Linked DNA regions of Mus musculus: all the other regions are linked to region 1. A link is a loop called in an ENCODE intact Hi-C map of the cell type or tissue named here. Cell type or tissue: heart. All regions are shown on one strand.

The links. A loop is a pair of places that touch in the nucleus more often than their neighbours do. Peaks named below come from ENCODE experiments on the same cell type or tissue, not always from the same donor. Only the 100,000 strongest peaks of a DNase experiment are listed, where the experiment ranks them.
Region 2: it touches region 1 in a loop (6-fold over the local background); 11 of 42 quality-filtered maps call a loop at or near these places.
Region 3: a loop joins it to region 1, with 9 times the contacts of the local background. A loop is called at or near these places in 29 of 42 quality-filtered maps.
Region 4: a loop joins it to region 1, with 5 times the contacts of the local background. A loop is called at or near these places in 9 of 42 quality-filtered maps.
Region 5: a loop joins it to region 1, with 5 times the contacts of the local background. A loop is called at or near these places in 9 of 42 quality-filtered maps.

Annotation. Positions count from the first base shown.
Region 1 is chr16:14,234,534-14,239,533 of GRCm38, forward strand. It overlaps Myh11 (myosin, heavy polypeptide 11, smooth muscle), which reads right to left. Exons shown (of 41, transcript NM_001161775.1): 9 at 4,863-5,000; 10 at 1,836-1,931. Among named protein-coding and RNA genes, the nearest start is that of Myh11, 54 kb to the right of the region's middle. In heart, no CTCF peak of the experiment used is centred here; a DNase peak (open chromatin) is centred at 2,918; H3K27me3 peaks cover 4,216 bases.
Region 2 is chr16:14,289,124-14,294,123 of GRCm38, forward strand. Myh11 (myosin, heavy polypeptide 11, smooth muscle) reads right to left here and starts at 2,285. Exons shown (of 41, transcript NM_001161775.1): 1 at 2,153-2,285. In heart, a CTCF peak has its summit at 2,364 (motif pointing left); a DNase peak (open chromatin) is centred at 2,258; H3K4me3 peaks cover 1,474 bases; H3K27me3 peaks cover 4,861 bases.
Region 3 is chr16:14,491,195-14,496,194 of GRCm38, forward strand. No RefSeq gene overlaps it. Among named protein-coding and RNA genes, the nearest start is that of A630010A05Rik, 69 kb to the right of the region's middle. In heart, a CTCF peak has its summit at 2,526 (motif pointing left); no DNase peak of the experiment used is centred here; H3K27me3 peaks cover 274 bases.
Region 4 is chr16:14,443,325-14,448,324 of GRCm38, forward strand. It overlaps Abcc1 (ATP-binding cassette, sub-family C (CFTR/MRP), member 1), which reads left to right. Exons shown (of 31, transcript NM_008576.3): 16 at 24-150; 17 at 1,969-2,145; 18 at 4,154-4,321. Among named protein-coding and RNA genes, the nearest start is that of Abcc1, 84 kb to the left of the region's middle. In heart, a CTCF peak has its summit at 2,051 (motif pointing left); DNase peaks (open chromatin) are centred at 1,377 and 2,147.
Region 5 is chr16:14,308,958-14,313,957 of GRCm38, forward strand. Cep20 (centrosomal protein 20) reads right to left here. Exons shown (of 5, transcript NM_025345.2): 2 at 4,859-5,000; 3 at 2,090-2,174. Among named protein-coding and RNA genes, the nearest start is that of Cep20, 5.9 kb to the right of the region's middle. In heart, a CTCF peak has its summit at 2,644 (motif pointing left); no DNase peak of the experiment used is centred here.

The DNA.
Region 1 (5,000 bases):
CTACTGTTTAATTCTCTTTAAAGAAATGCTCATGCACTCGTGTGGTGGTGCGCATCCGTCATGCCCACGCTTGGGACATGCAGGCAGGAGCACCATAAGTGCAAGGTCATCTCTGCTCACACAGGGAGTTTGAGCCCTGCATGGGCTCTGTGGGACCCTGCCTCAAAAAACAAAAGGTAAAGAAACAGAAACAACTTCAAACAAAAGAAGAAAAAGGAAAACTAAAATGTATTCATATATGTCTAGTCAGGTCATAAACATGTGGCTCGTTATATCATTGTATATATTTCTGCATTTAAAAACTTATTTTCAAAAACATACAGAACCACGTCCCAGCTGCTTCCCACACACAAAGATTTGTCTATCACATGGGGGGGGGGTATGGGGTGCAGATAGTACTAAAGTTTGTGGGTCCTCCATTGCTTCACAAGCTATCTGTTCATGTCTCTGGATTCTCATGGAGAACTGGATCTTATTCATATGTCACATTTAGGGGTGGCGGGTTACTACACAATATATGTCCAATAGACTTGGCTCTGTGGGGCTGTACAGTGATATAATACAGAGTCTGTGGTGGCCCCAAAACTAGAAACCGGATATTTAGCTACTACTAAGAGTGATGGGAGCCAGGTGATCCTCTCAGAGACAGAAAATTTTGAGTATTTTCAAGAAAGATGGCCAGAATCAGTGGTGGGAAATCCAGAGGAGGGTAACCAGGGTTTTAATTTAAATAAGAATTTCAGAGAAATAACACTTTATAGTAGACTCTCTTTCTAAGGGTTTTATTTTTGTTTATGCATGTGTGTGAGTAAGCACACATGCATGTGGGTGCTAAAAAGAGTGATGGATATCTGAGAGCTGAAGTGACAGGCAGTTTTGAGGTTTCAAACCGGGGTGCTGAGAACTGCACTTGGGTCCTCTAGAAGAGCAACAAGTGCTCTGACCTCAGAGCCGCCTGCTCTGCCCAGGGAACACTCTTGTGGTGGAAAGTGTTATGGCTTGACTGAAAACTGGGTTCAGTTGGACCACCTGTGCTTTATCTGGGACCCTTCATTTGCAAGGAGCTTGAGGCCTGGCTCCTCACCAAGGCTGTACCATAAGAAGAACTGAGCTGGCTTTCTTTCTGCTGTGTCTTAAGGCCTGGCAGAGTGCAACTGCTTGGAAATGCTTATTCAATACATAAACCATTGGAGAGCTCAGAAGAGGTGACCCATGCGTGAGGGCCCATCTGGCTGGAACCACTGAGTTTCTGATTTTGTGCTGTAGGATCTGCAGCCATGAAACACTTGAAGGAAGAGGCAGAGACAGCAGAAAGCCCCCCCTAGGGATGGGGCATATGCCCAAGACTGAGTGAATGACTGGAACTGAGATGGTGCCAGCCCTATGCATGCTGATGCTTTCCTGTATAGAGACCTCTGATAAAGTTAACTTAAACAGGAGGTACCATGAGGAGCTAACAACAGGAATTAGGAATAAGTCAGGTAGCCAGCATGGTGAAGCGTACTTGCCATCCTAACACTTGGAGGCTGAAGAACTGGGAGTTCCAGGCCAGCCTGGGCTATCCACTGAGGCCTTGTCTCCAAAAGAAGTACTACTATTAAAGTAACAATTACAGTAACAACAAATGACATAATTGTAACAGTGTATTATAATAAAAGTCACACAAAGGTGGCTGTTCTCTGTCATACTCTCTCCTTGTGTTGACTTGTACTTTTAGACCACAGCTGACTGCCATGTGTAGCCATAGATAAGGAGGACATCTATACCACCAGTGCCTGAGTGTGACCTGCTTCTTTATTCCAGAAGCTATCATCACTGGGAAAAGTGACAAGTACCTGTGTTATCAGGCATGGATGCCTGGTCTGTGTTTCGCTCCTTCTTGAAGACAATGTTTCCAAGCTGAAGGACAGATGATACTACCTTCAAGATGGCTGAAGTAGGGAGAGAAGAGTGGATTGGTTAGTCAGTAGCAGCCAAAGTATTTTGAAAGCCATCAATCTAATCATCACTGGACACTAAGAGTCAAGCAGCGGCATCCCTCTGTAGACCGAGTTCTGAGTTCTCATGTCTGGACAAGATTGTCTGACTCCCTGACTTACAGAAGAAGATGCTCGAATGTGGGAAATGAGTATTGCCAGGAAGTTGCTGGAAAACCTTGTATCACATGGGATTTCTTTATGCAGCAGGGACTTGTAAGCTCCAGTCATGGGCCAAATATAGCTCACTGACTATTATACATGAAAGAATGAATGGATGGAGGATGGATGGTGGGTGGATGTAGGAGTGATGGAGGAGGATGGAGGATGGATGCATAGATGGATAAATGGATGGAGGATGGATACCTGAGCAGAGATGGATAAATGAATGAATGAAAGATGCATAAATGGATGGATTAAAGATGAATGGATAGAGTAAATGGGTGGATAAATAGAGGATGGATAGAGATGGGTAGGTAAAGAATATCTGGAGGAGCAGAGGGTGTGTTTGATGATTGCCAATAGACCTACTTGAACTGTGGAGTCAGTCACCAAGAAGTTATCATGTCCTAGTAACAAAGCCTAGAAACTCCATCTTCCTTTGGTCCCCAGGCCAAACCATGGGTTTTGTCTCCTTCACAGCAGATGACCTCATACCACAAGCCCAGACATAGTCAAGAGGAGAAAGATTCAGTTGCTAATGTACCAACCCACTCCCACCCCCACTCCTCTTCACTGTGAAGCTGTTACAGACAAGGCACTGCCAAGGGTGTTCTCTTTCCTACTAACACCCACAAAAGGAACTTTGTGAACTAGGATATGCTGGCCTAGAGGTGCTCAAAAGTACAACTCTAAGCTAGGTATTGCCAAAGTGCCTGCAGAGGGAGGGTGCGCCGTCTAACGCCAGCTCAGCCTTGCTGATTCAGTAGAAATTCTTGGGCAGAAAGCAGTCCAGTACATCCACAGATGTTTAGCAGCACCCCCATCACTCACCAGTAGATGGCAGCAGTGCCCACCTCTGCAGCTGGAAATGTTGGTTTATCTTGTGGGCATTGATTGTTGGCGTATTTCCCTACGTTCAGACAGATCTCATTGCTTAGCTCAGGCTGACCTTAAGATCAATCCTCCTGCCTCACCCTTCCAGGTGCTGTTTACAGGCATGTACCACCACAGAAGGCAATCGGGATAACCCTTGCTCCATTTGGTTCCTATATGTTCCATCACTGATTTAAGTCTTCCTTGATATTTTCTTTTTCTATTTTTGTTTTTGAAACAGGGTTTTTTATGTACATCCCTAGCTATCTTGGAACTTTCTTTGTAGACCACACTAGCCTCACACTCAGAGATCTGCCTGCCATTGCCTCCCAAGTGCTGGGATCAAAGGCGTGCATTACCACCACCTGGCTTTCTTCTGTTTTCATTTGTTTGCATTGTTGTTGTTATTTTGGTTTTGTTTTTCAGACAAATTTTCTCTGTGTAGCCCTGGCTGGCCTGGAACTCACAGAGAATCTTCTGACTCTGCTTGTGTGGTCCTGAGATTAAAGGTGTATGCCTCCATGAGTGGTTTGCTTGTTTAATTTTGTCTCTGAGACACGGTCTTAGTCTATACGCCTGTCTGCTTGAGCTTGCTATGTAGCTCCTAGAACTTTCTTTTTCTGGACCATAGGCTATTTATTCTATACGGACCAGCCTATCCTATAGTCCTCACTGTAGCAACTGGATATTTCTGGGACCCCAGAGGGTGTGGAAAGGGAGGCCAGTTTACCATAGTCCTGCCCTAGTTAATTCTGAATGCTGGAGTTGGTCTGAGCCAGAAGGAAGTGTCTCTGGAGCCACAGCACTGAAGCCAGCAGGGGGTGAATGGGCTCCAGAGCCAACTGTGGAATGATTATCATCAAGTATCAGTTCGTCAACACAGCTGAGTTCCCGGGAAGAGCCTTGCAGACCCTGCATCACCTTATTCAGGTCTGATGTGTCTGTGTTCAGCCCTAAGAGCCTGCTCTTAGCACCTATACCTCTCTGTCCTGTGTTCCTAACATCATAGGTAACCATGGAACGCACACACTCACCTAAGCCCACCAACACAAGCTAGTGAGATACCACTATTCAGGGCAATAATAGCGAGCCCCATCTACACTGTGGCTACAAACCCGAAGGCTGTAACAAACTGCATTTGTTGTCAAGAAAACTACAGCCTAATAGGTACTGTGGTGTTGAACAACGGAGGACCAGAAACCAGCTTTTAAGAGAAATTCTAAGTCCCGAGAACCTAGAACCTGCAGCCAGCATGTCTGAGTCTTCCAATGCTGGACTGATTGGTTTGATTTTGGGCTATCCTCCATAAGCTTATCGTCCCAGCTCTTGGTCCCCAGCTAATGATGCTATTTTGAAAGCCTTTAGGTAGGGCCTGGCCTGTGGAAATAGGTTTGTAGGGGCAGTTCCTTCCCACTCTGTTTCCTGCCTGCTGTGATTTAAGGAGCTCTGCTATATATTCCTGCTGCCATGGTCTGAACAGTTCTACCATGCCTTCCCTCCATGATGGAATGAGACCCTAGAGACCATGAGCCAAGATAAATCCTCCTTTCCTTAAGTTGTTCCTGTCCAGTGTCACCAGGGTAACAGAGATAACTAACACAGAGCGAATCACTTTTTTTTTTTTTCTTAAGCCAATTTGGGTCAGTTGCAACCAAAAGAGTCATGTGCCTAATAAGTCACATGTGGACGGATTCACTTTTCCTTCTCTTGGTCTTTCTTCTCTCCCTCTCTGCCTCCTTTCAGGAGGTAGGAAACCCAGAGAGTAGCCATGCATCCTGACGAGATGAGGGCCAGTAAGGAATCCCCCAGCATCACAAGTCCAGCTTACTAGATACAAGGTATGAAACTCACCTAGCTGTTCCTCTTCATTGAAGCCCATGATAGACATGGCTTCCAGTGTCTCCTGGAACATCTCATCATCTTGTGCAGCTGGGATGGGCACAAAGCCATTGGATAAAAATGTGTAGCTGTTGAAGCTCTCCAAAAGCA
Region 2 (5,000 bases), 55 kb after region 1:
TTGCGCACCATTAGGCTGGGGTTTGATTTTTTTTCCCATTTTTTTTTCCTGAGATAGTGTTTCCTATTGTAGTCCAGGATGGCCTGAACTTGCTATGTATTCCAGGTTAGCCTCAAACTCTCATTAATTCTCTCACCTTAGCCTTCCTTCCAAATGCTAGTATTATAGACATGAGCCACTATACCTGGCAAAATAATGTGGTTAAGACCTTCTGAGTATTTGAAATAGGATATAGTTTTCTAAATTACTCAATGGTTCATCAGATGTAAATACCACCTGTTCTTATTAAATGTATGGAAGACAGGAGCTAATTTCCACCAGAAAAAAATATACAAATAGAACTTCCAAATAAGAAGAGAGAGGGAAAAAAGAGCCTCACTGTCTTCTAAGTGCCCCCCATCTCTACAGGGAAAGACGGTGAAGCACCCAGAACCCAAGCCAGCCAGGCTGCATAGCAAGGCTGGGTGATTGGCCAAGGGGGCTGGGGATGGCCTCGTAGAAAACACTACCATACAAGGGCATGTCTGCCTCCAGCCCAGCCTCTCACAGAAAAGTAATGATAAATCCATAGTGACTACCTTGTACGGAAGAGAGGCTCTATTTCAGATATAACAATGAAAGTCCATAGTGCTTATGAAGCAAACCCACAGGTTTCTCCAGGGTGGCTCAGCACGGGCGTGTTTTGGGGTCACCCAGCCTCATGGACTCCTACCACATCTGTTTCTCTCTAGGGAACAGCCTTTGTCAGTTTAAATTGGTAGAAGGTTTCAATCTTCTTCAAAAAGTGGTGGAGTCCACCAGAAACAGGAGTCCAACAAATTTTGGTTTTCAGGAAAGACAAAGAGCTGTCACGACAAGATGATCAACTTCGTGATGAAGTGTATATAATGATTCAAATAACTTGATTCCACTGAAGTGCTGTTAAGTACCTGGCTTGTTAAGTGTGCCATCAACCACATCAAAAAAGAGAAGGTGTTCCTTGCCATGAGAGACTTTTGGACCTGTATGGTCAAGCTCTCTTTCTTTAAGTCAAGTCTAAAATAGCATCTTGAAGTAAACTGAGCAAGAGAAGAACCTTCACCAGAGGACACAGAACGGAGCAGAGCAGTGTGCTGAACACAGCCGGACGTCCCTTCTTTCCCAGCAAGCTCCATGGCTTCTCGCAGTTCTTAGAGGTAGAACCTAAACAGCCTAGTCCCGGCTTTCTAAAAGGTTTCTTTTGTTCTCTGACAGACATAACTTTGAAAGGTGCTTTCCAAACAATTCTGAACTGGAATCGCAGAACTTTCTCCTGCTAGTTCCTCTCTCTGTCCTAAGAGTAACCTTCCCACTGAGGAGCCCCAAACCCAGCGCCTGCTCACTCGGTGCACCTGGGGGTGGGGAGGCAAATGGAGCCTCCGCACCCACCTGGACATCTGAGGCCCTAACCAACCAGGAGAAGAACTCCCTTGTTAATTCACAGAGTCTGGGGTCTGGAAGGGAACAGAGTGAAAGAAACTAGCCATATCTTACAATAAGCAGCCTTGTCTACCAGTAACAATCCACAGCAAAATCACCTAAGTAGATGGAAAACACACACACACACACACACACACACACACACACACACACACACACACCACAGCCTGTGCTCAGAACTATCAACACTTTCACCCATGTTTCTGAGTTACTTTGTGCAATGGTCAGTGGATTATCCATCCCATGACCTAGTCAGACTAACCTTGGGTTCCGATCACCATCCCAAATACTGGGATTTGAACCCAGGACCCGCAGTGCTCTACCACAGCACATTTGTCCACTGTGCAGCCTATAAACACTGGTTGGTTTTTAAGTAGACCATTTTGTTTTTTAGACTCTAGTCTTAAAATACCTGGAATTGGGCCCAGCCACCAGAATCTTTAATTGCTTACTCCACTTTCCCAGGTGGTTCTGCTCATGGGCAACCTGGGGATGCTGGTTTGACGTGGTGGGTAGTGGGGGGGGGGAGGGGAGTAATCACAGGAGGTCTAGAATGATCCTGTACCCGGCTTCTTCCCATTGTCCTTATAAGAGATAACAATCAGGACCCCTGGAGTCCCCACTCCCAGGAGGATGCTTTAGAAGGCTTAAACCCACCACCCAGGCTTGCCCCTAAGGGACCAACTCTACTTACAGATCTACTCCGGGGGTGGATTAGCAGGAGGACACCGGATGGAGAGCTCGGATCTGGCACTGATCCCAGGCTGGGATGGTCCAAATCTCTCTGTAAGCTTCGGACGCCTGGCTTTATAGAGTCAGCGCTATCTGAGAGTGGAAAGGGGAGGTGGCTGTCGGACGTCCGAGAGTGGGAGGATCCTCTTCCCTTCGCGGCGCCCCCTGCAGGTGAGGAACAGAGCCGCACTGACCCACAGCCTCAGGCTTCGCTCCCTGTAGCCACCCAGATCCTGGGTCCTTACAGAAAAGGAATCCGGTATACAGAGTCTGTAGGGAAACGTGAGAATTTCTCCCCCTAGGTCCATTCCAGCTGGATTTTAACCTCTTCCTGTTCATACATACTGGAGGCTTGATACCTCCCACTCTCCTTCATCCCCTCTTCATTCACCTGCCACCTCTTAGATCTGAGGGCGGTTGTGTTTAGCAAAGGGAGGGGAAAGGTGATTTTTTTTTTTTTTTTTTGAACTCTGCAAGGTGCAAAGCAGGTCACCGCATATCCTCCAGTGACTGCTGGGAATGTGTGGGAAAAGAAAGGGAAACTTGTTTTTCCTAACTTGTTCTTTGCAGTTCCATTCATGCTACAACCAAAATTAAATATAATCCCAGGGTGCCTGGAACCAATAACGTGGTTTCTCTGAACATCGTTGAAAAGCGGGGTGCTGCTGGAGAAAGAGTGCATTATGGCACTTGGAGGATGCGTGCTAAGACCCTAAGAGAATGCGGGGTACTTGCTGGTCCCCCGCAAGTTCACAGCTGTCCCCCCTCAGCAAGGGATACTTCTCAATCTCTTTCCCTTAGCCCTGTATGGATCTAGGTCCCTGTCTCCCTGTCTCTTTTGTCGGACCTGACACACTCTCCATTACACTCTAGCTTTGATTTCCCTGTGACGATTTTTGTTCTGTCTCTATCATTTCATCTGTTATGTCCCTAAAGTCAGTTTCTTTCTCTCTCTCTCTCTCTCTCTCCCTCCCCCTCCCCCCCCCCTTGCACACACACCACTCAGGCCATAAAAGGAAGTCGAGGCAGAGCTGGCCCCACGCCAGACCGGGGACGCCTCGCTCCCCGCGCGCGGACCCTCGAGGTCCCGGGCTGGTCCTCCCTCCTGGGCCTGGGCGGGAGACAACCCAAAAAGGCCAGGCGCAATTCTCGAAACAGGAATTCCCAGCGTGGCATACCAGCGGGGCTCTGGCTCCCCCTGACTAAATATGGTCCCGCGCAGCCTCCCGCTGAGCCCGCGGGGCGGTATAGGGACCCCAGTGCTCAGACAGGAGCTCCAGACCCAGGTGCAGCTGGTTCTTCCAACCCAAGGATGATTCTGGCCAAACCTGCCCCAGCCCTATTTTGCAGGCCAGAAGACTGAGTCCTGTGAGGGTCCTTAGCAAGCTCAGTACTGTTTAATACCAATGTTCACTCTGGAGAGCTGAGTTACGGATCACTGTGTACAAAGCCAACAGGGGTGCTGTGTGGCCTTTCATATCCCAGCCCATCTGGACCCCTTCCATATCCGTCCAGGACCAAGCTCACCTGCTTCTCAGACTTGAAAACATCTGGATCTTGGTCCTCCCCATCCCCATTCCTAACCCCATCCCAGCCTCACTGGGCAGCAATACACAGAGCCAAGGACAGCAGCTTGGCTGCCTCGATGTAGAGGTGGGGGAGGAGCCCTCCACATGATGGACGAGGCTGCTTCCCCAAAGCCTCTTCGCAGCTGCACGTAAAAGGAATGGAAACCGTCTGGGCATTGAGCCCAGGAGGAATGGAAGAGGGAAGCCCAGGACCCACCTGCACCTATCCCAGTCTGGAACCAGCCCAGAGCTTGCCATCCCCGTGTTAGGAAGGAAGGGCACTCCCGCAGCAGGCCTCAGTGAAGTCAATTCCAAGGAGCACAGCTGAGTTTTAAAGAATGGTATCAATTTTGAAACAAAACTAATTTCAGTACAAGGAGAGACTGGGTCAGTAAGACTGGTCAAAAGCACTTGCTGCCCAAGACTGCCTTGAGTTCCATCCTTAGGAGCCACGTGACTGAATGGAACACATCATTCTCTGACTTTCACGTGTAAGCAGTAGGGCACCCTGCTCCCCAATCAATTAGTGTTAGCATTTTTTTTTAATGGAAACTGTGTTGTGCATGTGGTAGATGTGCACACCCGTCAATCGCAGATGTCAGTTCTCAGGACCCATCTACCACAGGGTCTCACTGTATACACAGTTCTAGCTCGTTGGCCTCAAACTCTGTGTAAACCAGGCTGGCAACAAACTTGCTTTACACATGCTGGGATCCAATGTGTGCACATCTGACATTGATTTTGTTGTTTTTACTTTGTTTTTGAGACAGTCTCTCACAGCTGGGCTGGGATGCTTGGTGGTTACAGTGTGTCTGTTGTCCAGTGCCGTCTGGGTGTCTTTATATAAGTGTTAGAGATGGAATTCAGACCTCATCACCTCAGTCAAGAAAGGGGAAACTTTACTGCTTTCTTTACATCTAATGCCCAGAATGATGGCATGAAGTAGGTTCGTCAGCATCTACTGCTGAGGATCCAGGTTTGAAAGAGTATATATCATCTGGCCAATAAGAGCAAGGTTAACAGAGGAGCTGAGATTCCAACCTGGGTCCATTCATGGCATGGCTGGTGGTTACACTGTGTCTGTGTATACATTCTCGAGTGTGGGCGTCAACATTGTGTCCATAAGTTGCCCCTCCATTTTATTTTATGAGCATCTCTCACTGCACATGGAGCTTGTTGATTCTGCTAGGCTGCTAGACTGCAGAGCCGGACAGCAAAGCCCAGGGACCCCCCTCTGTCTGT
Region 3 (5,000 bases), 260 kb after region 1:
AAATAATGGATACAGGAAATTTGGTACATTTATACAATACTACTACTCAGCTATTAAAAACAATGAATTTATGAAATTCCTAGGCAAATGAATGAAACTAGAAAATATCATTCTGAGTGTGGTAATCCAATCACAAAACAACATGCATGGTATTTACTCACTGATAAGTGGATATTAGCCCAGAAGCTTGGAATACCCAAGATACAATTCACAAACTACATGAAACTCAAGAAGGAGGAAGACCAAAGTGTGGATACTTTGGTCCTTCTTAGAAGGGGGAACAAAATACCTATGGGAGGAGTTACAGAGACAAAGTGTGGAGCAGAGACTGAAGGCATGACCATCCAGAGACTGCCCCACCTGAGGATCCATTCCATATAAAATCACCAAACCCAGACACTATTGTGGATGCCAACAAGTGCTTGCTGACAGAAGCCTATTATAGCTGTCTTGTGAGAGGCTCCACCAGCCCCTGACAAATACAGAGTTGGATGCTTGCAGCCTACCACTGGACTGAGCATGGGGTCCTCAATTAAGGAGCTAGAGAAAGGATCCAAAGAGCTGAAGAAGTTTGCAGCCCCATAGGAGGAACAACAATATGAACTAACCAGTACACCCAGAGCTCCCAGGAACTAAACTACCAACCAAAGAGTACACATGGTGGGACTCATAGCTCCTGTTGCATATGTAGCAGAGGATGGCTTAATTGGTCATCAATAGGAGGAGATGCCCTAGGTCCTGTGAAGGCTCCATGCCCCAGTGTAGTGGTATGCCAGGGCTAGGAAGGGAGAGTGAATGGGTTGGTGAACAGGGGGAGGTGAGAGAGGATAGGGGGTTTTTGGAGTGGAAACCAGGAAATGGGATAACATTTGAAATGTAAATAAAGAAAATACCTAATAAAAAAAAGGAAAAAAAAGGAGTTAATGAAAAATCGTTTAATAATGAAATGATTTTTAATGCTATATTCTGTGGATCTTTGACGTTTTGAAGTATATATAGCCTAACTGAATTGTTAAACATTGATTATTTTTAGTTATTTACTATTTGAGTAACCTTGAAAATATTTTATTGTAATTAACTAAATTAGTATCTAATAAGACCATGAGTCTGACTCTCTGAATATTAACTTGCATTATTGAATTATTTTAAACAGTTTGTAATAGTAGTGACTAATATTGGGACTAAGCCTTGTATTTTTAAGTGAGTTGGATAAATACAATGCTTATCTAAGAGTAATAAAATAAAACTTAAATTTGATAGCAGTATACAAAGATTTATACCAATGAAAACTGTAACCTTTATATAAATGAAAATTTCTATCAATATACAAATTCAGTACAATGAAACAACATAAACTCAATTTTGCATCAACATATAAAAATTATGGTTATAAAATGCTTGTGTTTAATAATAGAATTTTTAGGGTTGTTTATGTATACACAATCCATCTCTATTTGTCTGATTTTTTAAAAAAATATTACTCTATCCCCCTTTTTCTTTTCAACTCTTTCCCTTTACCAAAGAAGAAAAGGACAGAGAAGAGGAAAGGAAAGATAGAAATCCCAGAGTCTAAGCTCTCTATTTAGTTTCCTTCATGCCCCAAAACTATACTTATTTGTAAATTATCCCTTAAATTGACACAATATCTATAACATTATTAATATTAGAATACAAACTGCACCAGGCCAACCCATTACATGAGGCCACAGTTACACTGATACCCACACTACACAAAGACTCAACAAAGAGAGAGAACTTCAGACCAATTTCACTTATGAACACTGATGCAAAAATAATCAATAAAATACTTGCAAACCAAATCGAAGAACACATCAAAACCATAATTCACCAACATCAAGTAGGCTTCATCCAGGGATGCAGGGATGATTCGATATATGAAAATCCATCAACATAATCCAAACTCAAGGAAAAAAATTACAGGACCATCTCATTAAATGCTGAAAAAACCTTTGACAAAATCCAACACTCCTTCATGTTAAATGTCTTGGAGAGACCAGGAATATGAGACACATACCTAAGCACATAAAAGGCAATATGCAGCAAGCCAATACCCAACATAAAATTAAATGGCCCGAAATTTAAGCCAACCCCACTAAAATCTGAAAAAAGACAAGGCTCCCCACTCTCTCTCTATCCAGTATAGTATTTGAAGTTATAGCTAGAGTAATAAGACAACTAAAGAAGATAAAGAGGATGCAAATTGGAAAGGAGGAAGTCAAAGTATCACTATTTGTCAATGTATGATTGTATACACAAACAACCCTCCAAATTCTACCAGAGAACTTCAGGTGGCACCTTCTGCAAATTGGCTCAAATAAGTCAGTAGCTCTCCTTTATAGAAATGGTAAATAGACTGAGAAAGAAATTAGGGAAGCAACATTCTTTACAACAGCCACAAATAATATAAAATATCTTGGTGTAACTTTAGCAAGTGAAAGACCTATAGGACAAGGTCAAGTTTCTGAACTGATCAGGAGTTTTATGTGCCTTTGTCTCCCTCTGGTGTTTGATTGAGGACACCAAATTTGGTTTATACATATTTGGATGAAGTTTCATTGGACAAGGTTTCATTGGATAAGATTTCATTGGATATTTGCCAAACCGCTAGGTTTTAAAAACCTATTAAGAATAGCACAGCTTCTGGTCTGTACCTTCATCTGGGGCAGATCTGCATGTCTGCCTCTCTCAAACACTCCACAACCTGCCTGTCTCCCAGGAGGTCTACCATAACAAGGGACACAGTCTACCTGTCTCCCAGGAGGTTGACCATAACTAGGGATACAGGTGAGATCCCTGCCCCAATACCCATGCCAGCTGGGTACCCAAAGAGCCCAGCAGACTTGGGATCTATCCTGCTCTGCCTGATCCCCGTAGTCCTTCTGGCCTGTATCTTCATCTGTAACTGGGGCAGATCCTGTTCCCAGACCCCAAAGCCTGCCTTTCTCCCAGGAGGTTCACCCTACCCAGGGTCACAGGAGGTGTACCCTACCCAGGGACACAGGAGGTCTGCTCTAATCAGGAACACAGAAGGCTGCTCTAATCAGGGACACAGAAGGCCTCTCCTAACTAGAGACAGCAGTGCCTGCCTCTTAGGAGTCCTGCTATAACCCAGGTCACAGAGCTATATCTGCCTCTAAGGAGGCAGGCTCCAGTCAGAGACACCCAGGCCAGTTAACACCAGAGATAACCAGATAGCAAGAGGCAAGTGCAAGAATATAAATAACAGAAGCCAATGAAATTTGGCACAACCAGAACTCAATTCTCCCACCAAAGCAAGCCCTGGGTACCCTAACACACCTGAAAAGCAAGATTCTGACCTATAATCTCATCTCATGAAGATGATAGAGGCCTTTAAGGAGGATGTAAATAATTCCCTTAAAGAAATACAGGCAAACATAGGCAAACAGGTAGAAGCACTTAAAGAAGAAACAAATAAATCTCGTAAATACAGAAAAACACAACCAAGAAGGTGAAGGAATTGAAAAAAATGTTCCAAGACCTAAAGATAGAAATAGAAATAATAAAGAAATCACAAATGGAGGCAACACTGGAGATGGAAAACCTGGGAAAGAGATCAGAAGCTACAGATGGAGGCATTACCAACACAATATAGGAAATAGAAGAGAGAATCCCAGGCATAGAAGATACTATAGAAAATATTGACATATCAGTCGAAGAAAATGCAAAGTGTAAAAAGCTCCTAACCTAAAATATCCAGGAACTTCAGAACACAATGAAAAGACCAAATCTAAGAATAATAGAAGTAGGAAAGGGTGAAAATTCCAAGTTCAAAGGGTCAGAAGACATCTTTAACAAAATCATAGAAGAAAACTTTTCTAACCTAAAGAAAGAGATGACCATAAATGTACAAGAAGCTTAGAGAACACCAAATAGAATGGACCAGAAAAGAAAATCCTCCTGCCACATAATCAGACACTGAATGCACAGAACAAAGACTATTAAAAGCCATAAGGGAAAAAGACAAAGTAACATATAAAGGCAGACCTATCAAAGTTACACCAGACTTCTCAACAGAGATTATAAAAGCCAGAAGATCCAGGACAGATGTCATGCAGACCCTAAGAGAATACAAATGCCAGCCCAGGTGTCTTAGTCAGGGTTTCTATTCCCGTACAAACATCATGACCAAGAAGCAAGTTGGGGAGGAAAGGGTTTATTCAGCTTACATTTCTATATTGCTGTCCATCACTAAGGGAAATCAGGACTGGAACTCAAGCAGGTCAGAAAGCAGGAGCTGATGCAGAAGCCATGGAGGGATGTTCTTTACTGGCTTGCTTCCCCTGGCTTGCTCAGTCTGATCTCTTATAGAACCAAGACTACCAGCCCAGAGATGGTCCCACCCATAAGGGGCCTTTCCCCCTTGATCACTAATTGAGAAAATGCCTTACAGTTGGATCTCATGGAGGCATTTCCTCAACTGAAGCTCCTTTCTCTGTGATAACTCCAGCTGTGTCAAGTTGACACAAAACTAGCCAGTACACTAGGCTACTATAACCAGCAAAACTCTCAATCACCATAAATGGAGAAACCAAGATAGTCCATGACAAAACCAAATTTAAACAATATCTTTCTACTAATCCAGCCCTGCACAGGATACTAGAAGGAAAACTCAAACACAAGGAAGGTAAGTACATCCAAGAAAACATAAGAAATTAATCACCCCAAAACCTCAAAGAAGAGAATCACACATACACATACAATACACATAAACATACAAATACACATACACATACACATGCAATACCACCCCAACAACAAAAATAACAGGAACTAACAATCATTGGTTTTTAATGTCTCTCAACATCAATGGACTCAATTCTCCAGTAAAAAGATGCTAACTAACAGGTTAGATACATAAACAGGATCCAGCATTTTGCTGCATACAAGAAACATACCTTAGTCACAAAGACAACACTACTTCAGAGTAAAGGGCTGGAAAAAAGTTTTCCAAGAAAATA
Region 4 (5,000 bases), 210 kb after region 1:
GGCTCCTCATTGTGTCCTTGCAGCATCACCTTCTCCATTCCTGAAGGAGCCCTTGTGGCCGTGGTGGGCCAGGTAGGCTGCGGGAAGTCATCTCTGCTGTCAGCCCTGCTGGCTGAGATGGACAAGGTGGAGGGACATGTGACTCTCAAGGTAGGATGGGGACCAGGATGGGGAGAGATGGTCTGGGAGGAAGGCTCAGCCCAGTGTCTCTTACAAACTGTCAAAAGAAGCAGCCATCTCGGCTCATCTAGGAAAGCAAGGTTTCAGTGACAGCCACTTCTTTCTTTGCTCAGTGCCTTGGCCAGTGTGACATGTGATAGCTGCTCAGTCAACAGGCCGTGAATGCTTAGATGTACTGCCGAGGAGTGCTTGTTCATGGCTCTTGCCTTCCTTCTGAATTTGTTTTATTTCACTTCACATGATCTCCAGCCCCAACCATTTTCCTGTTTTCCTGGCTGAATAATACACGAGGGTGTGTGTGTGTGTGTGCGTGTGCGTGTGCGTGTGCGTGTGTTGAAAGCAGAAAGGGCTGTTTGAGGGAGGAAGAAACCAAGAAAGGGAGAGGCACAATGGTGAATATGACCAAAATACAATGATGTATCTGCCTGAAAATGTCGGACAGAGGGAAGGAGGGGTAAAGACTCTGGAGGATCTCCCAGCATCCTGTCAGGGAAGGCTCCCCCAACCCCCGCTCTCACTTCATCCTGTGGTCTCTGGATAGAACCTTCTGGCTTCTTCTTTCTTTTGAATCTTGTAAATAGGGCATAACTTCAGTACTGATTGATGTGGCTGGAATAATCTCAGAACCTGGTGTAAGAAACACATTTTAAATCTTTAGTGTTACTTGAATTCTTAATACGGGCCTGGAGGGAAAGCGTGTGGCTTTAGCAATTCAAGGCCCAGCATGCTCTGAGCTGAGCTAAACTTTCTGTGAGTTGACGGCTGCTGTGAAAATGAGTCTCTTGGGACTTTTCTACAAGTGCTTTATTCCCTTGGAGGCCTTTGCCTGCTATGTAAATAAGATCCAGAGTATCACCAGCAGCCTCTGGAGCAGCTGGGGATAAAAAAACACAATACAACCCCAGCTATTTTGCTTGAGCCAGCTTGTGCCAGATGTGTTTGCCTGTACCTGCCTGTCATCTGCATCCCCTTCCCCTGAGAACTCGAGTGTGGGGATGTGGTCTTACGTCACTGTTTGATTTCAATCCAGATCTTCCCCTTGCTGGTTCAGTGCTCTTTGGAAGTAAGTGAGCAGCATCTGGGTCCAGGCAGATAGCTGCTGCTTCTGGATGTGCTCGCTTGTTTCTTCCAACATGCCCAAGGTTGACAAAGGGAAATTGTTTGTCATTAGATCCATGCTGCAGTCTGTTTCATAGTTCCTGGGTTCCTGCCATCCCAGGCACTGGTGCCCTGTGTCCAAGAACTATTTATAGCTGGTGATTTCAGAAAGTATATTGAAAGTGTTAGTTTTCCCCAGTGTCTTGGTAGACATGGCCTATGGCTGAGTATTTTTTGAGCTGTACAATTGAGGGGTCCTGACACTTGAGGCTCATAGAAACTGGAATGTTTAAATAGCAATTTGGTCTTTTTTTTTTCTGAGATTTTAGATACAGATTTAGGTCATTGATTTCTATTCCTGTAGTTTAGAATCCTTTGTGACTTTCTATCACCTTTTTTTTTTTTGATAAAGGTGGGCATGACACTAGCCATGTGTGAACTAATCCCTGACACCTGCTTTCCTGCTGTCCTGCTGTCCCATGAGTTGTCCTTGACCAGTCAAGCTGGCCTTTCTGTCCCTTAAAGGAGTTGGATTCTTTTGTTCCTTGTCTGTTGTTCCAGTGGATCAGTGCCCTCCTTTCTTCTTATCCTGGCTGTGTGTGTTTTGGGAAGTTGGTTCTTTTCACAGGCAGGTGTCTGCTGTTGTCTTTTTATCAAGTCTGTCTGTCTTTTCCACTGCCTGCCACACAGGGCTCCGTGGCCTACGTGCCCCAGCAGGCCTGGATTCAGAATGACTCTCTCCGAGAGAACATACTGTTTGGGCACCCCCTGCAGGAAAATTACTACAAGGCAGTTATGGAAGCCTGTGCCCTTCTTCCAGATTTGGAAATCCTGCCCAGTGGGGACCGCACAGAGATCGGTGAGAAGGTGAGTGTGACATGGGTACAGCTGGCAGCATCAGCTGCTGCTGTGTGACAAACTTTGTTGGGACCGCCTGTGAGTGGATTGTCAGGGACCTGCTGTCTCTAGCCTGTGGCTAAGCTCCTTTTGCCATGCTATGTAAGTCTGGCCAGGGTATCCACCATATGGCTCTTGGTGCTGTGGTCTTAGTTGAGGTGTCAGTCGCCATCTAAGTGGGAGCCTCTCACGTGGTGATGTAGAGTAAGAGAATAAAAGCCAAAGGTATGCTGTGCTTTGCCACATACTGTGCCACCCGCAGGACAAGACAAGGTCACAGTGTACCTAGGGGATGTGCATACGAGTGATGATGGGGACTGATGATGGGGACGGCTCTAGACTAGCTGGTACCCACTTCTCTCTGCTGCCATACTAACATTTTTAACCTAAGTCATCTGCATGGTAGCTCATGAGAGGGGTTTGCTCTGATCCCTAATGCACTGCTGAGGAAAGGGAGGCTCAGGGAGGCCAGCAGACTTGCCTGATGCCGAGTCCCAGGGAAAGAGATTCTTAAGTCCCTCCTGTCCCCTGTTCTGCTGCCACTTTGGAAGAGGGACGAGACTCCCAGCCCATTTGCTGTGGGGCAAGTGATTGTCTTGTGTGTGTGCTGGAAGTGCAGCCACCTCCAGTGTCAGGGACCTCTTGGGAGAGCTGAGTTTGTCTGTTCCTAGTCTCCAGCCAAGGATCTTCTCCCCAGCTTGCTTATTTGATGCATGGTGTCTTTACTTGGCATGGACCTGGAGATCCTTTGGGTTGCCTAGGACCCTTGTTTAAATAGGTTGGAGGTGCCAAGCAAACCGAAGGGTCTAAGTATTATGTGGGATCCAAGGCAGGATTGCCAGGGTCTTCGAAACAGGCTGGGGGTTGGTTGGCAGCCTGCTTATCAGCCTTTCCCGTTTTGTTAATGCTGGGATCTCGCACTTGGAGATACCTGACTGTCCCCTTCTAGTCTCAGTGCCAGAGTTTGAAGGGAGTCAAGGGTTGACTGATTTTGTCTACTTCAGTTCAATATGCAGGGACTAAAGGGATCTTCTTTAACTGGGCCTATCATCCCAGAATGCAGGAAGCTGAGGCAGGAGAATAGGTAACCAGCAAGATCCCATCTCAAAATAACATACTAAAAATGGATAGCAATGTGGCTTAATGGTAGAATACTTGTTTAGTATGGGCAAAGGCCCCGAGCCCCATCCCTAGCTCTGCCTATATATGTGTCTATGTATATCATATGTATATGTATATCATATGTATATGTATATTATATGTATATGTATATGTATATATGGGAGCTGGCTACTAGGATCAGTCTTGGCACAGATTGGGTCAGTTTACTCAGTAGGTGTCACTGGGCATTTGAGCTGTACATGGCCACAGTGTTGGTCCCTCATTGTTGGAAGTTGGTTGCTGCTGCTCAGTGCTGAACCCTTCCTCTGTGAGTGAAGTGCCCTGGGTGCCGCCAGCTTCACTCTGTGACTTTAATAGGAATGGTAGCTCATGGTGAAGCTCACCACAGAACACTTAACAGCAACAGTAGGTGTGTCAGCTACTGCCTAATAATATAATAGGTATACAAATAATACTATCTTTGTCATCCACACTGTGTCTTCTATAGACTCTTCTATAGGCTGATGAGTTTTAAGATACCATTAGCTGCCGCTTCCTCCTCTTTCTGTGGCACTACAGACCCCGGGACAGGCTGGGCTCATGTTCTGTAACTGAGCTGCACCCGCAGCCCTTCTTTTACTTTTCAGTTGAGATGTTGCCCAGGCTCACTTTGAACTTGCCGTCTTCCTGCCTCCTCAGGCTCTGAGCAGCTGGACTGATAGACGTGCCAGCAGGCCTGACTGTCTACTTCCCTCCCCTGAGTATGTGCTGGGGGCCAGGTGCCCCAGTCAGCAGCTCTTCTGTCCCCATTCTTGTTTTGTATGGTTCTGGGGTCCTGGGGATCCCAAGAAACCCACTCTTCCCACTGTCTTCCTAGGGTGTGAACCTGTCAGGGGGCCAGAAGCAGCGTGTGAGCCTGGCCCGGGCTGTGTACTCTAACTCTGACATCTACCTCTTTGATGACCCCCTCTCGGCTGTGGATGCACATGTTGGGAAGCACATCTTTGAGAAGGTGGTTGGTCCCATGGGCCTACTGAAGAACAAGGTATTCTCCCAGGGCCAGGACTTCAGTTGATTGACAGTGTGGCCTTGGACAAGTCTTTGATCCTTGGGCTTGCTTTCATGCGTCCTCTGTGTGTGTGTGTGTGTGTGTGTGTGTGTGTGTGTGTGTGTGTGTTAGCCCAGCACTGAGGAGGCTGAGATGGAAGAGTTAGGCTAGCCTGGCCTATACAGCAAGAACTTACCTTAAAAGACAAGGGCTTGGGATGCAGCCTTGTGGTAGGGTGCCTGCCTAGTGTGCAGAGGCTTTGAATTTAGTCCCCAGTACTGCAAACACACAATGGGCTCTAATGCAGGTAGTGTGGTGGCCTTACTATCCCCTCGTCCACACTCTTGGTAGTTTCTGTCTCCCTCTTAGAGGTTCCTCCCCAAATAGTCTTCTCAACTCTGCATTAGCATTCTCTCTACACTGTCTTCCCCTATCCCAATACTACTTCCATGCCTGTGGTTCATTTTGTCTTTATCCCTGGAGACCAGGCAGGCCTCTGCTCTCTTTGTCCCCTGCTGCTCCTGCCTGATACAGGGTGGGTCCTGTGGAGAGAGTGAGAGAGGGTGTGGGGGGTGGGGTGGGGGGAAGGGAGGGAGAGAGGAGGAGGGAGAGAGGGAATATATGAATGGGTGTGCGTGTGCCCACAGCCTTTGGACCTGAACCATGCCCTGAGATA
Region 5 (5,000 bases), 74 kb after region 1:
AAAGGAGTCAATGAAGAAAGAAAGACTAAGTAAGTCTGGGGAACTCTTATGACAGTGAAGAACCACAAGAAACATGGGATGGGAAGCTGTGTGGAGAAAAAAGAAGTCAGTATTGCAACGTGCTGCAAAAACTCAGGACCCATACTTGATGCTAGGGACAGGACAGCACTGAGGGAGACTTAGTTAAATGGCATATACAAAAACAGTTTGGGGGTCGGGGGGAGGGAGCTGGAGAGATGGCTCAAAGGTTAAGAGCACTGACTGCTCTTCCAAAGGTTCTGAGTTCAAATCCCAGCAACCACATGGTGGCTCACAATCATTCATAATGAGATCTGACACCCTCTTCTGGAGTGTCTGAAGACAGTTACAGTGTACTTACATATAATAAATAAATAAATCTTTTAAAAAACAAAAAACTAAAAAACTAAAAAACAATTCAGGGCTGGTGAGATGGTTCAGCAGGTAAGAACACTGACTGCTCTTCCGAAGGTCCTGAGTTCAAATCCCAGCTACCACATGGTGGCTCACAACCACCCGTGATGAGGTCTGACGCCCTCTTCTGGTGTGTCAGAAGACAGCTCTGTGTACTTATGTATAATAGTAAATAAATCTTTGGGCCTGAGCAAATCAGAGCGAGCAGGATTGGCCAGAGCGAACAGAGATCCTAGAAATTCAATTCCCAACAAACACATGAAGGTTCACAACCATCTGTACAGCTACAGTGTACTCATATACATAAAATAAATAAATTTTTAAAAATCTTAAAAAAAAAAACTTTATATTAAAATATAATTATACCACAAAAACAAATGAAAAAAATCCATGAACTTTTAGAAGGAAAACATAAATCTTCAAAGAAGTTTTCAGCAAGGAAAGGTTTCTCTGAGCTGTGCACTCTGGCACTAGGTACAAGCTAACCAATTAACCAGTTAGGGACTCTGGAAAAATATAAAAGGCATTAAACACAGGGAAGGAACTAAGAAATGACTCATGTAGAGGAGGAGAAGGAACAATTTCCGATGCAGGCAGCAGAAGAGAAGGGGATGGTAACGTGAAAGCAGAGGGCAGACACAACAGGTCTGGCAATGATAAGCTATAAAGCAGAGGTGGGATAAGAGGAAGCTGACTGGAAGGCCCCTTTCCTCTGTTTAGAGATGAGATCTGAGTTAGTTCCTACATTGAAGTGAAGGAAGGAAGGAAGGAGGAAGAGTTAAATATGAAGAAGAAACAACTCGAAGAACAAAGCTTTACAAAGAAGAAAAAAAAGATCAAGAGGCCAAGAAGAGTCATTCTTAGAAAGAAGGGGGAGGAGCTGGAGCAATGTCTCAGAGCGGTTCAGAGCACTCGCTGTTCTAGAGGTCCAGCTTCAATGCCCAGCACCCACATGGTGCCTTACAATCACCTGTAACTCCAGCTCCAAGGCCTCTGAGGGAATCAGGCACGTATGTGGTGTACAGACATGCATGCAGACAAAACACCTATATACATACATTTTTTTTAAGTTTAAAAAAGCCAGTTGTTGGTGGTGTATGCCTTTAGTCCCAGCACTCTGGAGGTAGAGTCAACTGGACATCTGTGATTTCAAGGCTGAGCTAGAACAGAGCTAGAGTTCCAAGACAGCTGGGACTATTAAAAAAAAGAAAGAAAGAAAAGAAAAGAAAAGAAAAGAAAAGAAAAGAAAAGAAAAGAAAAGCAGCTTAAAAAAGAAAGAAGTAGAGGGCTGGGCCAGGGTCACTGCTCAGGGTAAAGGGCTTGCTGCACATACAAGGCCCTGTGTCAATTACCACCACTGTGAGAAACTGATGGGGGGGAGGAAGCCCCCAAAGGAAGGAAGGGGTGGGGAGGGAGGGAAAGAAAGGGAGTGATGCAGGGAAGCAGGTTGGCTAAGTATTCAGTCCTCAGAGGCCACAGAGAGCTCAGCTGCAGCAGAGACCTCAGATGTTTGGTCTACACTTCTTAGATATTGTAAAATGTGTAACATACAATAAACCTAAATAAGTTCCTGTTGGATTAAAATAAATCATAGCCAGCACTATGCCATTAGGATCTGATGATAACATGTGCAAACCTCTTTTTAAAAACTTCTTACATTGAGTTATCCTTTGATTCTTCAAAGGCATTTAGTTCACGGATGAGAAACTGTCTGTCCAATGGAACTACAGGTTGACCAGATTCTGGAGGGAAAAATTCAGGAAAACACTGAGTCTATTAATCTAAAAGGCAAATTCAACTTTGATAATAACCATACCTCCCAGGTAGATACATTTCTCAGATTTTGGAAGAATGCTGACAGCACATTCAAGACAGAGCTAACATATACATGAGTTTATGATGTTAACATATACCCAAACAATTAAATGTGGAGCTTAATTACAGTTTAACACATACTTAGTTTTATCCTTAATTTGTGATTGGTAATATGGTTTCTGCATCTAAAACTACAATACTAGACTTTAGTGTGTTTTCTGAGATGTCCATAGTTTATAAACACATGGTAATACTAAATAACTCATTTTAAAAATATACATTTAGGGCTGGTGAGATGACTTAGAGGTTAAGAGGCTGTTCGTCCAGAGGTCCCAAGTTCAATTCCCAGCAACCACATGATGGCGCACGACCATCTACAGAGGAACCTGCTGCCCTCTTCTGGAACGCAAGTGTAAATGCAGATAGAACACTTATAATTAAAAAGAAATTCTTTTAGTTGTGCCATAGTGGCTCACGATTATGACTTTAAGCCCAGCACTTGGGAAGCAGAGGCATGTGGATCTCTTGAGTTCGAGGCTAGCCTGGTCTACATAGAAAGTTCCAGGACAGCCATGGGTACACAAAGAAGCCTTGTCTCAATCAATCAATCAATCAATATTCCATTCACGGAGAGTAATTCTAAGATTAAAATTAATTATTATATTTCTAGACTGACTCTCAGTCTAGCCCAGACTTGCTTCAAATTCAGCTATGTGTCCTAGTCAGGCCTTCAACTTGCAGGGAGTCTTCTGACCTTGTTTCCGGAGTGCTACGTGTATGAGCCACCATCTTCCTGGGGAGAAGATTAAATGCTAGAGCCAGGTGAAAGCAGTGGTAGGTTATTGCCTGAAAGGAAGCATTCACTTTCCAGACAATATGGCGAAATGAGATTTTAAAAACCTTTCCTGTAAATGTTTCTGCGGATCTGATTCATGGCAGTCACAAAGTATAGAGCAGCTAAAGCAGCCCAGCCGCAGCATCCCCTATCCACAGGTACAAAGTCAGCCCCAACTGCCAGTGCTTATTTTGCTTGGTTTTTTGAGACAGGGTTTCTCTGTGTAGTCCTGGCTGCCCTGCAACTCACTCTGTAGACCAGGCTGGCCTTGAACTCAAGAGATCCATCTGCCTCTGCCTCCCAAGTGCTGGGACTAAAGGTGTGTGCCACCACCACCTTTAATGCTTTGTAGTGCACTATATTAGGTGAAGTGAGGCAAGTATCAAACGCCTTTAGACTTCCATATATATGACATTTTGAAAAAAGCAAACCTGATGAACAGAAACTCAGCCATGTCCCATCATCAACCTCCCATTCGCCCCTCCCCGAGCCTCCTACCAGTGACGGGGAATTAAGCTCTGGCAAATAAATGTTCCACCACTGAGCTCCAGCTATTTTATATTTTGAAGCAGTGCCTTTCTGCTTTAGCCCCTTGAGTTTCTCAGACTATAGGCATGAGCAAGCATACCAATCTAAAACACTAAAACATTTCATATGAAACAGCACTGTCATGATTTCATCCTAGGGGCACTCAATTCCAACACACCTAACTGACACGGTTTTCATTTTTTTTTTCCTTTTTCTTGCTCTCCTCTGGAGTGTTAAAGGTATTATACAGCCAGCTATAAAAAACTGAGGGAAACAGACAGTGATACTATCTTTAGAGATCCTTCAGCATGGCAGAATCACTATCCTTTATGAGAATGTATGCTTAATATCACATGCAGAGCTCTGTCTTATTTGAGCTCCCAAAAAGCCTCTAGACTGAGGGGTCCCTGTCCTCAGCTGGCTTCGAGTAATAATAAAGAATTGCTGTACAGCCATTGGCTGAATGGGGAGACAGGGCAGGACTTTTAGACTGCTCCGGCAGGAGACTGAGACGGGCGAGAGGGAGGCGAGAATCACCATGACTAGGAAGGAGGAGGATCAGATTCAAGAGCTGCAAGAGAAAAACCTTCCAGCCATGCAGGCGGAAAGGAATGAGGACCCTATAGGGTGAGTTCCCCAGAAGGTAACAGGGTAGCAGAGATGAAATATAGATTTTAAAAGATGTTAACTCACCGGGCAGTGGTGGTGCATGCCTTTAATCCCAGCACTTGGGAGACAGAGGCAGGAAGATTTCTGAGTTCAAGGCCAGCCTGGTCTACAGAGTGAGTTCCAAGACAGCCAGAGCTACACAGAGAAACCCTGTCTCAAAAAACCTAAATAAATAAATAAATAAATAAATAAATAGAAAGCTGTTAACTCAGGAATACCAGAGGGGCATGTGTGCTAGTCACGGGGGAAGTTTAGAAGTGCCCAGCCACTGAACTAGTCAAGGCATATCAAAAGTAACTGAAGCGCTCGTGCGCGTGCGTTCTTCCATTTGTGAATCCAGAGAGCTCTTGGGCCAAAGCGCTCCTACCACTACAGAGAACCTGCAGTAGAAGGTCCTAGCTCTTTCACCAACAGCATAAAGCTTAACAGAACTTGTTCATGCTATGACAAGAGCTCATGGATATTAAGTGTTCAGTCACCTGCCTGACACAGTCATGAAATTACATATTCAGGCTAAATGCTTTCTAAGAATTAGGGAAAAAAAGGAGATCTTTTCTCCAGTGTTGAATAACCACTTACCTGCTATGAGGACAGAGGCTGTGTATTTATATTTATTGAATTCCAAATACTCCCTAATTAATTCATTAATTAGAAGGTTCTCATGAGACAAAGACGGTCGGGGTTCACGATCATCATCCAGGGCATTGAAAACTTCAGCACG